Linked DNA regions of Homo sapiens: region 1 is linked to region 2. Evidence: chromatin contacts called from ENCODE Hi-C or POLR2A ChIA-PET data. All regions are on one chromosome and are shown on one strand. The core of a region is the stretch at or near the end of the contact, and the rest is flanking DNA. Distances in the headings are between cores, read along the strand shown.

The links. Hi-C counts contacts between places; a loop is a spot of excess contacts on that map. ChIA-PET counts read pairs that join two places held with the same protein, here RNA polymerase II (POLR2A). Pooled maps may share reads with other maps.
Region 1: a pooled map shows a loop between it and region 2 (3-fold over the local background). The contact joins the promoter of ATP1A1 here to the promoter of AMIGO1 in region 2. A Hi-C loop is called at or near these places in 1 of 50 pooled maps. POLR2A ChIA-PET finds 5 or more read pairs at or near these places in 2 of 52 experiments (GM10248 and OCI-LY7).

The regions. Positions count from the first base shown.
Region 1 is chr1:116,369,928-116,377,158 of GRCh38, forward strand. ATP1A1 (ATPase Na+/K+ transporting subunit alpha 1) reads left to right here and starts at 3,317. Exons shown (of 23, transcript NM_000701.8): 1 at 3,317-3,596. The coding sequence starts at 3,585. RefSeq lists silencers at 2,944-3,473, 3,904-4,203 and an enhancer at 4,574-4,693.
Region 2 is chr1:109,504,880-109,511,149 of GRCh38, forward strand. It overlaps AMIGO1 (adhesion molecule with Ig like domain 1), which reads right to left and starts at 4,848. Exons shown (of 2, transcript NM_020703.4): 1 at 4,541-4,848; 2 at 1-4,120. The coding sequence starts at 4,033. The coding sequence ends at 2,552. LOC105378893 (a long non-coding RNA gene) reads right to left here. Exons shown (of 3, transcript XR_001738179.2): 3 at 5,723-5,762. RefSeq lists silencers at 4,452-4,511, 4,522-4,671, 4,732-4,851.

The DNA of each region.
Region 1 (7,231 bases), core at 2,067-4,566, 6.9 Mb after region 2:
ATGTCTGCTGCTGAACAGAAGAAAAGGAAATAGATTTGCAATGGAGGCACAGAGATTTGCAATGGAGGCACAGATAATGGCTAGGGGGAACTTTGAATGATGAAGACAGTTGACTTTAAAGCAGCAAGAGTGGCTTTCTGGGTAACGTGGAAAATTCTGGATAATGTGGGAAATAGGTAAAGGATAAAGATGCATGCTTATGACTGTTTCCATGCTAACTCGGGAGCACACAAAGCCAAAGAAAATTCTGTCCTTCCAGATCTCTAGCTCATAGATCCCCAAAATTTTTGTGTCCTATGGAAAATGCTAAGTTGGTGTGGGCTCCAACTCATATTTTAAAGCCTTTAATTGCAATGATGTGTTTATTCAATTCAGCAAATACTCAAAGTGCTAGCGTTCTTGGCTCAAAAAACTGACTTGCATCATATTTTTCATACATCTGCTGACTCTATTCACAATGACTGGAGCAACCATCCACAGTTGTGATCAAATTCTCCTCGAAGCTATCCATACTTGGCAGCCTTAAGGTCTATAAATGCTGAGTCTCCAGGCCAATCAGTTTAACTGTGCCCCAAGTTAGAAGCTTGAAAAGAGTTGATAGGATAAGCAGCAGACAGAATAGAGAGCCTTTGCTTTCTTCACCCTCTCTTCTAGAATCCAAATTTGTCCCCTGCACTGGAGTTAGAAAAGCTACCTGAAAGTCTTGCCACTATTCTTGGAATATTCAATACCAATTACTCCCTGGGCCTCAGTTTCTTCATCATAAAATGAGGGAGCTTGATGTTTCATCTATAAGGTTTCATTTCATTCAGAAGCCACTCTTCCAAGGGAAGAAAAGAAGGCTTTTTCTTAAAAAAAAAAAAAAAAAAGGACTTTTCCTCCTTTGCTTACCCATTTTCCAAGGTGTCTCTCTCATATCTGAGATTTCCTTCTGCGCCTCAGACTTGGTCATGCCTTACCTTTTTCTTTACCTCAAAGACTTGTGAGAATTCAAGGGCACTGTGCATCTGAAATTACTGTGTGGCATCAAAAGCAAAATACAGATTTAAGATAATGTTTCTTATATTTTTTGCCCTTTCTTCACACCGGAACACAGCTAGAACTCTGGGATCCTCCTGAAAGGACCTTCAGCAATTTTCAGTTGCCAAATAAATAGCTCTAGATACAAAGGGAAGTGCCTTGATCTATCAGGGTTATTTTGTTGAGTGAATGAATGAGAATTTTACTTATGAGGGGAGAAAAAGGAGATCAGCTGGCAGGAGAAATCTACGTTGTTCCGACCCGTGCTTTATATATTTAGTTGTTGCCGCGGCACTTTTCCCATTCAGACCAGGGCCCAAGGAGTAATTAATCTTTGTTTTTATTTTTATTTATTTATTTTTTTGAGATGGATCCTCACTCTGTCACCAGGCTGGAGTGCAGTGGCGCCATCTCAGCTCACTGCAACCTCCGATTCTGTGGTTCAAGCGAATCTCCCGCCTCAGTCTCCCGAGTAGCTGGGATTACAGGCATGTGCCACTACGCCCAGCTAGTTTTTTTTTGTATTTTTAGTGGAGACGGGGTTTCACCAGGTTGGCCAGGATGGTCTTGATCTCCTGACCTCATGATCCGCCCGCTTCGGCCTCCCAAAGTGCTGGGATTACAGGCGTGAGCCACAGTGCCTGGCCCAGGAGTAATTAATCTTAAACAAGCTATCTTTAGCAAGCAAAAGCATCTTACAAAGTACAGTAACTGAGGCTATCAAGCATGTAAAGAAAGCATTTTCTAGAAGCTTAGAGATGGATCCCCGAACACTCTGTAACCCTCTGTTAACAGTCTAAGGAATTCTGTTCTGAATTTGGGGGCTCTTCTCCAGGCAGTCAGGGTTTTGAATTCTATTTACAATTCCTCTGCTCTCTATGGCCTAGAATGATTGAACCAAGTCTCTAGATCACTGTAGGAGACATCAACCTTTAACAATACATTCTTGAGGAGAAGAGACTCGTGTAAGAAACTATCTTGTAAGAAGGGATGAGAATTACCCTAATGATGTAACTGACAACACAGTTTCTAGTTTTTCCTTTCTTTCCTTCCTTCTCCATTTTTTCCAGTTTCATATCCTTGTTTGTTCATGCTACATGAATACTTGAAGTTGATAGAGTTGGCTTTAACTTAGGAACCTTTGCTTAGAAAGTCAATATCCTGGCCTTTCCCAGAGTACTTGACTTCCTGCAAACCTTGTTAATAATACTTTGTTTTTTAAAATGTTGGAGAACTTCAGCCATTGCAGCCTCTTGCTAAGAAGCAAAAGCTATAATGACAGAGAAGCCCCAAAGTGCAGTGGAACCAGGGATCTCCGGGGAGAGTGGTGGTTTCCTGGGCCCCCCCAGAGAACCCAAGGCTGTGCTGGAGATGCTGCCGTGACAGGTGGAGGCGTGGAGAGGCACCTGGCAAGTCCTCAAACGCCTCCCCCTTGATTTAGCTCCTCTAGCTAAGGATACGCATTCCTTTGGGTTTCAGGTTTTTCTTCCCTAAAAAGAGAATCCCCAAACTGGACAAGCAGGTTACATTCACACAATAGCGTGAATGAATTCGCTGGTCGCCCTTCAGATTCTCATTTTGGAATCTCGAAGAAAGAGAGGTGGTGGGAGGAGGGCGCTTGAAACTTCTGGCGATGCCAGTTCAGATCGATTCCAGCTATGACGGAGCGGGAAGTGGATAAAGAGGACCCCAAGTCACAGGAGGCACTCTGAGAGCACCAAGCGCCCGGGGAGGCCATCCGCAGGTGGGCGCGGGGCCTGGATTCCACAGAGGGGCGGAGTCCCTCAGTCAGGCGCTGGCTGCAATCACACCCGAGCGCCAGCCCCCTCCAGCATCCCTGAGTCCCAGAGGAGATCGCCGAAGCGCTGGAAAAGCCGTTCCGCCCACGACTTCTGGTGCCGGGTCGGCGGCGACTGGGGGAGCCCAGTTCCGAGACCGTACCGCACCCACTGCGGACCTCCTGGGCCCTACATAGTAGGCGGGTCATGCAGGGCAGCGGGAGGAGGGGCGTGGGAGGGCCAAGGCCGCCGAGTCCCCGCTGTTCAGCCAGCAGGAGCGCCCCGCAGCCCTCCCGGGACACGGTGGACACGCTTGTCCCAGACCTGGGCGCCCTCCTGCCGGGAGCCAGGACTGGCCGCAGCAGGCGCTGTCCGGGCCCGTGGGCGGGGTTTCGGGAGGGGGCGGAGCCAGGCCCACGGCCGGTGTCAGGTTGCTCCGGTAACGGTGACGTTTCGCGGCGTGGGCGGGGCCAGCACGCAGGTTGCATATTTTAGGAAGTGAGGAGGAGGCGCGGGCTGGAGCTGCGGCGGGGTCTGGGGCGCAGAGCAGCGGCGGGAGGAGGCGGACACGTGGCAACAGCGGTAGCAGCCCGGGCGGCGGCAGCAACAGCGGCGGCGGCATCGGCCCGAGCCGCCGGCCGCCCTCCCACCCTCCCGCCCCGCGGCAGCCCTAGCTCCCTCCACTTGGCTCCCCTGGTCCCGCTCGCTCGGCCGGGAGCTGCTCTGTGCTTTTCTCTCTGATTCTCCAGCGACAGGACCCGGCGCCGGGCACTGAGCACCGCCACCATGGGGAAGGGGGTGAGTGTCCGGCGCGCCCGGGGAGGGGGCTCGGGGAGCCCTCGAGGGGAAGAGGAGGAAGTCGGGAGGGCGACCGCGGCCAGCGGGAGGCGGCGGAGGAGGAAGCGGCGCCGCGTGGAGTGGGCTGGCAGAGCCGCGCGGCTTAAAAGACGACGCAGTTTGGAAATGGAGGGAGCGCAGTAACGGGGGGCGGGGGAAGGGAGCGCCGAGGGGCTGGAGCGCGGCATTGCTTAGGGGGGTGGGCGGACCCTGGGCGGGGGCTGCGCGCCCCGGAGGCCGAGCGGGCCGGGGGCTCCGAGAGGCGGTGCTTGGGAAGCCTCGGGGCCGGGAGGAGGGGGCTTGCAGCAGCGGGGGCGGCCCCGGGACTGAGCCGGCATCCCTGAGCCTGGCTCCCCTCCCTGCGACCGCCGTCACCTCCTTCTCCTTCCTTTTCCCTCCGCCCTCCGTGCCCTGAGGAAAGGCGCGCTCCTCCCCTTCCCCTGGGGCGCTCCGCCGGGGCCTCCTCCCGGGCCTCCGTTCCCGCCGCGGCCCCGGTTCCGGCGGGGGCAGCCTCCGGGTTCGGGGCTCCTTCTCCTGGGGACGCTGGGGCTTAGCTTGCTCCGCGCAGAGGCGGCCGCCCTCCCCCAAAGAAAAAACTGGCTGCTTCTAAGTGCGAAGCCGGCTGGGCGGGCTGGTGCCAGAAAGGGTGTGTCTTCACTGCCCTAAGATGGCCTTTAAGGTATACTTTTGAGGGCTTTCTTGGGCCACTTTCCGTAAACACAGGATGCACCGATGGCAACTGGAGTTGTCATCCGATGGTGGGGAGAGGCGTGCAGATTTTTTTTGAAGGGACGAGCCCTGAAGGAGGATAGGCAGACCCACCAGGGCCTCAGGGTACAAGAAACCCGAAAAAGGACTGGAGGCTGCAGGCAATACGGTGGTAGGAATCTCTGCCGGTTTCCAGCGTCGCGGAAGCACCAAAGGGCGGTCCCTGAAGGAAACGAGGGGTCTTGGGGCTGGAGAGCGGCGCGGAGCGTGGTGGGAATATCGTCACAACGCCGCTGTCCTACATTTCTGTAGCGAAGACTTGATTACCCCTAGCTATTACCCGTGCAGGAGACTGGGCCCTGGACCCCAAATGAGCCAAAGTCTAGTTGAGAAAAATTTACACAGAATAACCTCGGAGTTCATGGGGTGAAAGTGACCATGTCATGAGAATACAAATGGGAGAGAATCCACTTCGTTGTCTCCAGGGTTTAGCACAGTGCAGACACTGAGTAGGTCTTTGAAGGCCCTGAGGCTTCTGGGTGTAGACAGAGTGTCGGGAGCAGAGGGAGGCTGCACTCCTTGGGGACTCTAAGGGAGTTTTAAAGGAGGTAATTGAAAGGCTTGGACCTGGTGGGGAGAACAGGCACAAGTGGAAATGCACAACTCGCCTCGCTTTTAAAAGCATGCAGCGTGGAGGGCTGGTCCAGGTCAGGTGGCATCAAAGAGCGGAGTACAGGGCCTCTCCATTCCCCTGATGGAGTCTGGGTTAGTGGCCTGTGCTTTTACCACACCGTCAAACCCTTGATCATTTCTGTAAACATGCACTTTAAAGCTCATTCTTTGTCTCTCCTGCCTTAAAAGAAAAAGAAAAAAGTTTACTTCCTGAGCTAATTTTGGGGGGTTTAGACATCACAGATGTGTGCCCCAAGCCTAGGAAGGTGAAGTGACTTGCTCAAGGTCAAACGGTTGGCTAGTGACAGACTAGGCGTCCCTGATTCTTGAACAGCCTGTGGCCTCAAGCCTGAACATGCATTTACTCTTTAACATTGAGTTCTTTATACAGAACTCAGAACTTCGGATGAAACGGGGTATTTGTGATGTTGAATTAATAGGCCATGGAGATGGTTTGGGTAACTAAGTTATGTCCATTTATCTAGATGTCTCCTTTATAACCACACACAGGCACACATGCACAGTAGTGATGCGGTGGTAACCCACCTGAATAGTTAGTAGAGCTTAAACCCAGATGTCTTACAACAAAATGTATAGTGGCTAGCAAACACAAGATTAAATTACAGCTGCGAACACTGGGATGATGAGCTGCTTGGCTGCTGGGTGGTAGTTAGCATTTTGAGTATTCTGATACATTAAACATTAGTTTACTTGTGTGTGTGTTTGTGTGTGTGTTTGTCCTGTGACTTATTGTGAGCGTCCAAATGTTCAGAAGAATATTTCATGTTGGGATTTTTCCACATGGGGATTAAAATGTGGGTGGAGAGTGACTAAAGCCCTGCTGATAATTGGCTAACAAGGAAGCCTGTGCCGGCAGCTAATTTTTAAGGTCATTGTAAATTTCTTCCCCTCCTCTCCTCAGTACCCTTTGTGGCCTAGCTTTTGATGATATTTCAGGTGATTTTATATGTCCTTAAAAGTCTAGTTCCTAAGCATTTGGTAAGAAAATGAAAGAACAGCTCTTGCTGAATCATTCCTGGATGAAATAGGATTTTGTCCCTTTTTTTCTTTCTGGGTTTTATTGCCAGTGACTTGGCTTAAACCGTCAGCTAGGCCTACCACCGGCAACTGTTTCACTCACCAAAGGTACACGCCATAACTGTTTAGAAATGTGGGAAAGTTTGTCTTCTCAAGTGTGTAAAAGATGAGGAGGGGGGGTCTCACCAGGTCTTTCACTGCATTCCGGATTTAGTTTGAATATTATTTACCGAAAAAATAAATCATAGCTTATGAGTAGTGATTTAAGGAAGGGCAGGGAAAAAAGGTTCCAGTGAAGGTGGCAGGGGGGATGCACATGTCAGCAGAAATCCTGGTTGTATGGTAATGTTATCAGCTGCCCTTTTGGAGCTCAGCTTGAAAGTGTGACTAAAGCTCCTCTGGCTGCTATAAAGCTAGTACTTTAGACTTAAAGCATTGTAAGGCAGATGCCTCAGAGTGGAAAGTTGCCCGGGCCTGGCCGGGAGCTAGTGGAGCAAGTTACAGGAAGAACTAGTGCCTAGAGCTGGGGGGTGGAGAGAGCACTTGTGCCTCACCCTTTGCCTGTCAGTTGTTCAGCGTGTAACAGTTCCCTGCTTCTTAGGTTCTTTCTGTACCCTTTTATAAGGGTGTATCCCCTTTTGGTAACTTACTGTTTGTTAATTTGTAGTGTTCCCTGCCAGTAAGCTTGTAACACTCTAGTGACTCACCTTCGGGTGGGAGGGTAGGAAAGGGAGAGGCCTGCCTCCTAAACCTGGGAAGATGGGGAGAGAGTGGTAAACCTGAGAGCCCAAAAAACAAACCAAAACAAAAAAACAAAAAAAAAGATGCCTTTAAAAATTCAGTTAGATGTTTGCCCAGATGAGGGCTAACACTTAAAATATACAGATTCCTGGGAATGTTATTCCTAAATTGCATTCAAAAATAAAAGTGAACTCAACATCTTATAGCACAATAGGCTTGGCACTCATCCATGCTCCATGCCAGTACCCTCAGTCATTGTTTTCGGATTATTTTAGCAACAAATGAACAGATAAGTGACTTTCCATTCAAATCAGGCTATGTTCTTTTAAATATATCTAAACTTAAGAATAAGAAAGGCTTTAACTAAAATAGCTTTGAAGGATTTTGTATGGTAAAGTAAAATTGGTTTCTTCACTTAAAAACAAACAGGTTTAAAA
Region 2 (6,270 bases), core at 3,598-6,097:
AGGCCTGCTTCATTTAACGCTCACTTTAAAGATCTTCAGAGCCCTAGATGGTGCCAAGCGGGGAGACTGCAGCATGGAGATGAGATTTTCCCAGATTTCCTGATGAGTCTGAGGAGGGAGTCCTAGTTCCTATAGCTCCAGTAACAAAATTCTCAGGAGTCTCTGGAATAAATCAAGACAACTTTTCTCTCCTGAGGACAGTTAACAGGAAGAGCAGCTCACAGCTACTTAGCCCCTTGCCAGTTTCCTTCTGAGTCCTTCAATGACCTAGTTCTATCTTAATTGCTCATATATTGCTCATATATATAGTCTTCACGGGAGGTTTCTGAGGAGTCCAAAGAACCAGGTAGCTCCTTACCACCTCTTCTCCCAAGGCCTTCAACCCATGGTTCTTCTAACTCCAGCCTGGGCAGAAAAGTGATTCAGTGCCATGGAGATGTGGGTGAAGCTTCAGGGAGTTCAGAAATGAAAATACAGGAGTGTGTATTTGAAGAGCCTGGCATGGTCACTGTCTCTCCTAAAGAGGAATACAATTGTGTGCATGAAGTTGTGCACATTGGTGGAGACCATTCTGAGAGTATCATTAATGGGGACTACAGATTCACTGTCCTGGTGGAAGTCAAGGTGCTGGTGTGCATGCATACCTATAAGCATGCATACCTATGAGCATGCAGGTACTTGAGGGAAATGCTGCACCTCTCTCTCAACAAAACTAGGTTACTAATAAAGGATGGACAGCAGTCTTGAGTTCCCAGGACCAGACAAGGGGAAGATGTTGAGTCCCCTTCCCCAATCATAATAGGAAGCTTAATAGTCAGGCCCTCCAAGCCCCTCACCCACAGGTAAATGACACCTCTTAGAATGTAAAAAGAGGTCAGAAATCTAGAGGATCTGGAGAACTTCCAATGGACTAGAAACGTGGGAGAGAAGAGACCCTAAGAAAAACCAACATCAGAGAACATTTTCACCTTCACCCTGCTCATCCCCCGCCAAAGCTCAGAGCAGCCACTCACAGGGCATGCAGTGTAGTCAAAGGGAAAGGTTAAAGGGATCGGTCATCTCCATACTCAAAGTATTCTGCAACCTTGGATGGAATGGAATGTTGAGCTCATTCTTCTTAAGTTCCTCTGGCCTCACAACCACAACTGCAAAGACCTCTCGATGGAGGAATGGGGTGGCAGAACTCCCCTTCTGAAAGTTTAGTACTACTGATTATCTCTGCTTCAGGATTGCCTGGAATCTGTGGAGAGGGCAGAACTTGAAGCTGCACTCCAAATTGCCATTCTGGGGTAGAGACCACCCAATTCCAACCCTTCTGATGTCAAAACCCCATGCTTTGACTTTGCAGCAGAGGTGGTATCTCTGAGAGGAGCAAGGCAACCTTGTCCACACAGAGGAGATATATACTGGATTTTCACTATCGCCAAGCCTACTCTAAGCCAGCTGGGGCCAGGCTTTCTTGGACTCCTCCCTTTACAGAGCAGCATATTAGGGAAAATTCAGAATCCCACCTGAGCTTGATAAGGAGACTGGATGAAGAGATGGCATACATTGAGAATCAGCTAGGTCCAGCTGGATGCTACATAATAGAGGCTGATTTACCTTCATCCTTCTATCGTGAAGTGGGCCCATGTACCACGTCTGTGGCAGGCATCCATAAAAGCTCTGCCTTCAGCAGCCCCCACTCTGGCCTGACACACAGATGCTGGGAATCAAATACTAACCAAGGGTTTCACCAACCAGGGAATTAGCCTATCTGGAATTCACCCCCCATCTACAAGTTTCGTGCTGGCACCTATGCTGTGACATGGACCCTTCAGTTCATGCTATAACCCTCTGTGCCATTGGTCCCAGGACAAGGCACAGATACCACATCCCACATTGCTGTTGTAACTAAAAGGCAGCAGGCCAGGCTCCTGCAAAGATCCATCCACCCAGGGCACATCAGGAAAAAGGAAGGCTTTAATGCAAAGTCTTACAACAGCTTTGGGGAATTGTTACCGATTGAGGTCTCAGCCTTTTCCTGACTCATTTTCCAAAGGTTTTCAACTTCCCCAGCTGTGAAGTTTGACTTGCTAAACAAAGAAGATACTACAGCTTTTCCCCAGTGTGGCTCCTGTGGAAGCTCCCCCAACACACACAACATCACAGGTGTGGGTGGGCAGAGATAGAAAAAATTTTTTTTTCTAAATGTTTTTCTCTTAAGGAGCTAGGGATGACCTCATGAAAGTTTAGGGAATCTGTTCTTCCCCTCACTCCTTCCTCATTCCCATCCAACTCAGACATGCTTCTCTTCCTCTACCACACTGAGAATTGGCAGGGCTTTGGGTACGGGTGTAGCATTTGCCTGAGGATTAATATACCCCCATTTGAAAATCGTGGCAGCCACGCCCTGTTTGGGGTCTTGCTCTCTGTTGTACCTGGGACCAATTCCCTTGAGGTCAGGAGGAATCCATTCCCTTGGGCAGCCAGCCCTCTCTTCCATCCCCTCATATCCTTCAGGGGTGCATTACCTCTCCTGGGGCAGAATCTCCCCACCAACCCATCCTGCTCACACCACAATGGGCGTATCAGAGAAGACCGAGCTGACTGATTCTGGATCCGACATCCTCCGTTGGCCCTTGCCTGTGGCCTCAGGCACTGGCAGGGTGTTGCCTGGCTTGAGCTTGCCGTTTTGACCCTGCCCAGGTCCAGCAGGTTCCAGGAAAGCCACCCGCCGGTCAAAACCATCATCTTTGTCCCCACCAGCCATAGGATCATGGTTGGGTGTGGTACTAAGCATGGAAGAGCTGAGGCTGTCTCCTTGATGGCTGGAAGGCTTCTCTACACCCCGGCACCAGCAGCGGCAAGGGGTGAGGTATAGGTATATGAGGACCAGGACCACACTAAGGATACAGCCCACTAGGGTGGTATAGGCTGTGTTGAGGGTGTCATGGTGTCCGTGCAAGGTGAAATTGTGCACTTTCAATTCCACAGACAGTGTCTCATTGAAAGTCTCTCCCATGGCATAGCAGGTATACACACCACCGTCCTCGACCTGCACCTGCTGGAAAAGAAGACTGCCATCCTTAGACACACTCACTGTGCCATTGGTCACCTCATCTAGCACCCGTTCATTACTTGGTGTCACCCACACCTTGGTCATCCCTTGCTGCTTGGTGTCACACTTGATGATCAAGGTGTCACCCAGGTGGGCCTCCCAGGCACGCTCCTTGTACTCGCCACAGTTGAGGAAACTCAGGTTGAAGACATTGTGCAGCTTCTTGGAGTTCATGCAGTACAGATCCTCTTGAAAGTCCATCACGGAGCTCAGCTGCCGATACTGCCAGTGTGAAAACAGCTGGTAGAGCTCACAGTCGCAGTTCAGGGGGTTGTTATGTAGGTACAGCCCATTCTTGATCCAGGCCGGCAGCTTCTGCAGGTCAGGCAATGGCAAGTTCTTCAGCTTGTTAGAAGAGAGATCCAGGAGCGTTAGTTTGGGTAGCTTGGCTCCTTCCTTGACCAGTTCCAGAGGGAAGCGAGAGATCTGGTTCTGGCTCAAGTAGAGTTTCTGCAGCTGGGCCATGTCATCGAAGGCGCACCGGTCCACCGCCATGATGTGGTTATTGTAGAGCAGCAGCACCTCCAGTACTTGCAGGTCACTGAACAGGAACTCATCCAGTGTACGCAGCTGGTTGGAGGAGAGGTCCAGGTAGCGCAGGTTGGGTACCGGGGAAAAGGCCTCAGAGGAGATGAAGTTCAGGTGGTTGTGGCTCAGCAGCAGGGAGTGCAGTTGGGTCAGGCGCGTGGGGGTCCACTCGGCCCGCAGGCGGCTCAGGTTGTTGTGACTGAGGTCCAGTAGTGCTGTGTAACTGGGCAAGGAATGGGGCACATTGGGCAGCTGCTGCTTGGAGCAGCTGAGGATGTTGCTGGCGCACAAGCAGGCGGCAGGACAGCTAACCACGGCTCGGCCAGCTCTGGCCACCTCAAAAAGCAGCAGGGACAAGGACGGCAGCAGGAGCCAGAGGCCTCTCGGGTCACGGTGGGGGTGCATAGTGTCACTGGAGTGGGCGAGGAAGGCCACAAGGAAGATCTGGGAGGAGGTCACCCGGGCATGTTCTGGTGGGGTACGGAAGGGTCACTTGAGAGAAAGAGGATGGGTTTGTGGTCACCAAGGACTCCAGAGGGAAGGACACCCTCTCCCACTTCCCCTCCCACCCTTACCTCCACCCCCTTTGGGCTAGGAGAGAGAGATGCTGGGTAGTTTCCAGGCACTGTGCAGGCAGTGGGCTGTAAATATCGGCCGAAGAGGAGGTGGCCCGAGGGCCTACTGGGCTGGGGTCACAGGGGTGCAGGCTGCAGGTATGCACAGGATGGCAGGGACTGCTGGGAGTCACAGGGATGGCACGGGCAGGGTTTGGAGGTGGGGTCGGTGTGCCTTTTGGGAGGAGCTGAGGGAAGGTCAACAGGGCACCGGGCTGGGTAGGACGCGTCCGGTCGGGGTTGAGGGTCCCCGGGGCCTGTAGGGGCGGGCTCCCCCCGGGGCCTCCGGTCACTGCACCTGCTCGGCGAGGACGTGTCTCAGCCCATGGCCGGTCTGGGAGCTCCGTCGCGGCCTCTCCCGGCGGCGCCTCACCGGCCGGCCTGTCACTGCGCCCACCTTACGCAGGGGCCCGCGCCCGGCACCGTCGCCTCCCGGGGACTTGCGGGGCCCCGCTCCGCTCACCCTGCCACCGCCTCGACCGCTGAGCCCGCCGGAGCCCACCGACCGCGGTCGCTGCCTCCAGGTCCGCAGGCCTGGCGCGGATCGGTGCGGGGAGCCGGAGGCGCAGCGATCCCAGCGGAGGGAGCGGCGTGGGGGCAGCGAGCACCGCGCGCGCGCCCGTCGCCGCCGCCGGAGCCTCGGGGCGCGTGCGCGCGGCGGGGGCGGGGCGCACGTGCGTGTGTTTGTGTCGGAGCCGGCCGGGCGGACGCGCGCGGGGTCGTTCCCTCAACCAGCGAGCTCCGGACGCTGAGCTAAAGACGAAAATTGGCAGGAAGAGCGGCACTGGCCCCTTAGGCTCCGCTATAACTTCCTCCATCCCCCATTCCCCCATCTCCCAGCACCCTTCTCGCTACACAGACCGGCTCTCAGGAAAAGTCTAACTAAAGTGAATTCGCTGCACCTACTCGGGCAAGAGGCGTCACATGTCTTTTAATTTCGCAAATTGAAGAAATCTGGCTCAGCTCCCGCCTGCCAATGTTGGCGGGAAATTCATTAGTCACATTCTGAGGTTCCCCCTCCCTTCTCTCTGTGGCTGTGGGGTCTCAAAAATTGGGGGAGGGGTTCCCCCCACCCCACCCCCGTCTTGATGCTACTAGTTCATGACCCTTGAGGTACCACTGAAGGGCACAGCTCCTTAGCCTGCAAGCCAGCTGCGCAGGAGTGAGGGGAAAGGGGGTGTTTGGTGAGCCCAGGCCCCAGAACACCCCTTTACAGACACCTCATGCACCTCTCCCCACTCCACCTGCTACACACACACACACACACACACACACACACACACACACACACACGGACTGCATACAAGCCAGGGACAATTTCCATTCCTGGAAACTCCGAAACCCTTCCCAGCCCGGAGGAAGTCATTCAGCCCTTAGGTCTGGCCACTTGCCTTCTTCCTAAACCAGTGCCAGCTCCCCACTCCCCTTATGGAGCAATTGCAACATAGTTTCTCTGTTACCTAATCCTCAAGATGAAGGCCAGTGGTGGAGGTGGAGGGGTTTCTTCTTTAGGGTGGCCCCTGAAACAACAAGAAGCTGTTACTAGTGTATGTTGTTTGGGTTTGGGGGTGAGGAAAGAGAGAGATGCAGGAAGAGCCTAGACCTTATCATTCAAGATGTTAGCTGTTCTTGAGATGGTGGACCATAAGAAATTACCTTTTTATTTGTTCCAGTCTCTTATAACAGCAAGATCAAGACTGAAATTAATGTCTCAGTAGATTAGCTTGCTAAGAGTTTTAAAAAGAATTTATATCTGTCACATGTTTTACCATGAATTTTAGTGAATATATTATCTCTTCAAGGAGTATTAGCGTGTTAATCTTATGCATAGTGTGAAAAGGTCTTTCTGCAAGGTGCAGTGGCTCACACCTGTAATCCCAGCACTTTGGGAGGCTGCGGCAGGAGGATTGCTTGAACCCAGGAGTTCGAGAGCAGCCTGGGCAACATGGTGAGACTCTGTCTCTTAAAAAAAAAAAAGGCATGGTGGCACGCACCTGTGGTGCCCACTACTTGAGAGGCTGAGGTCGG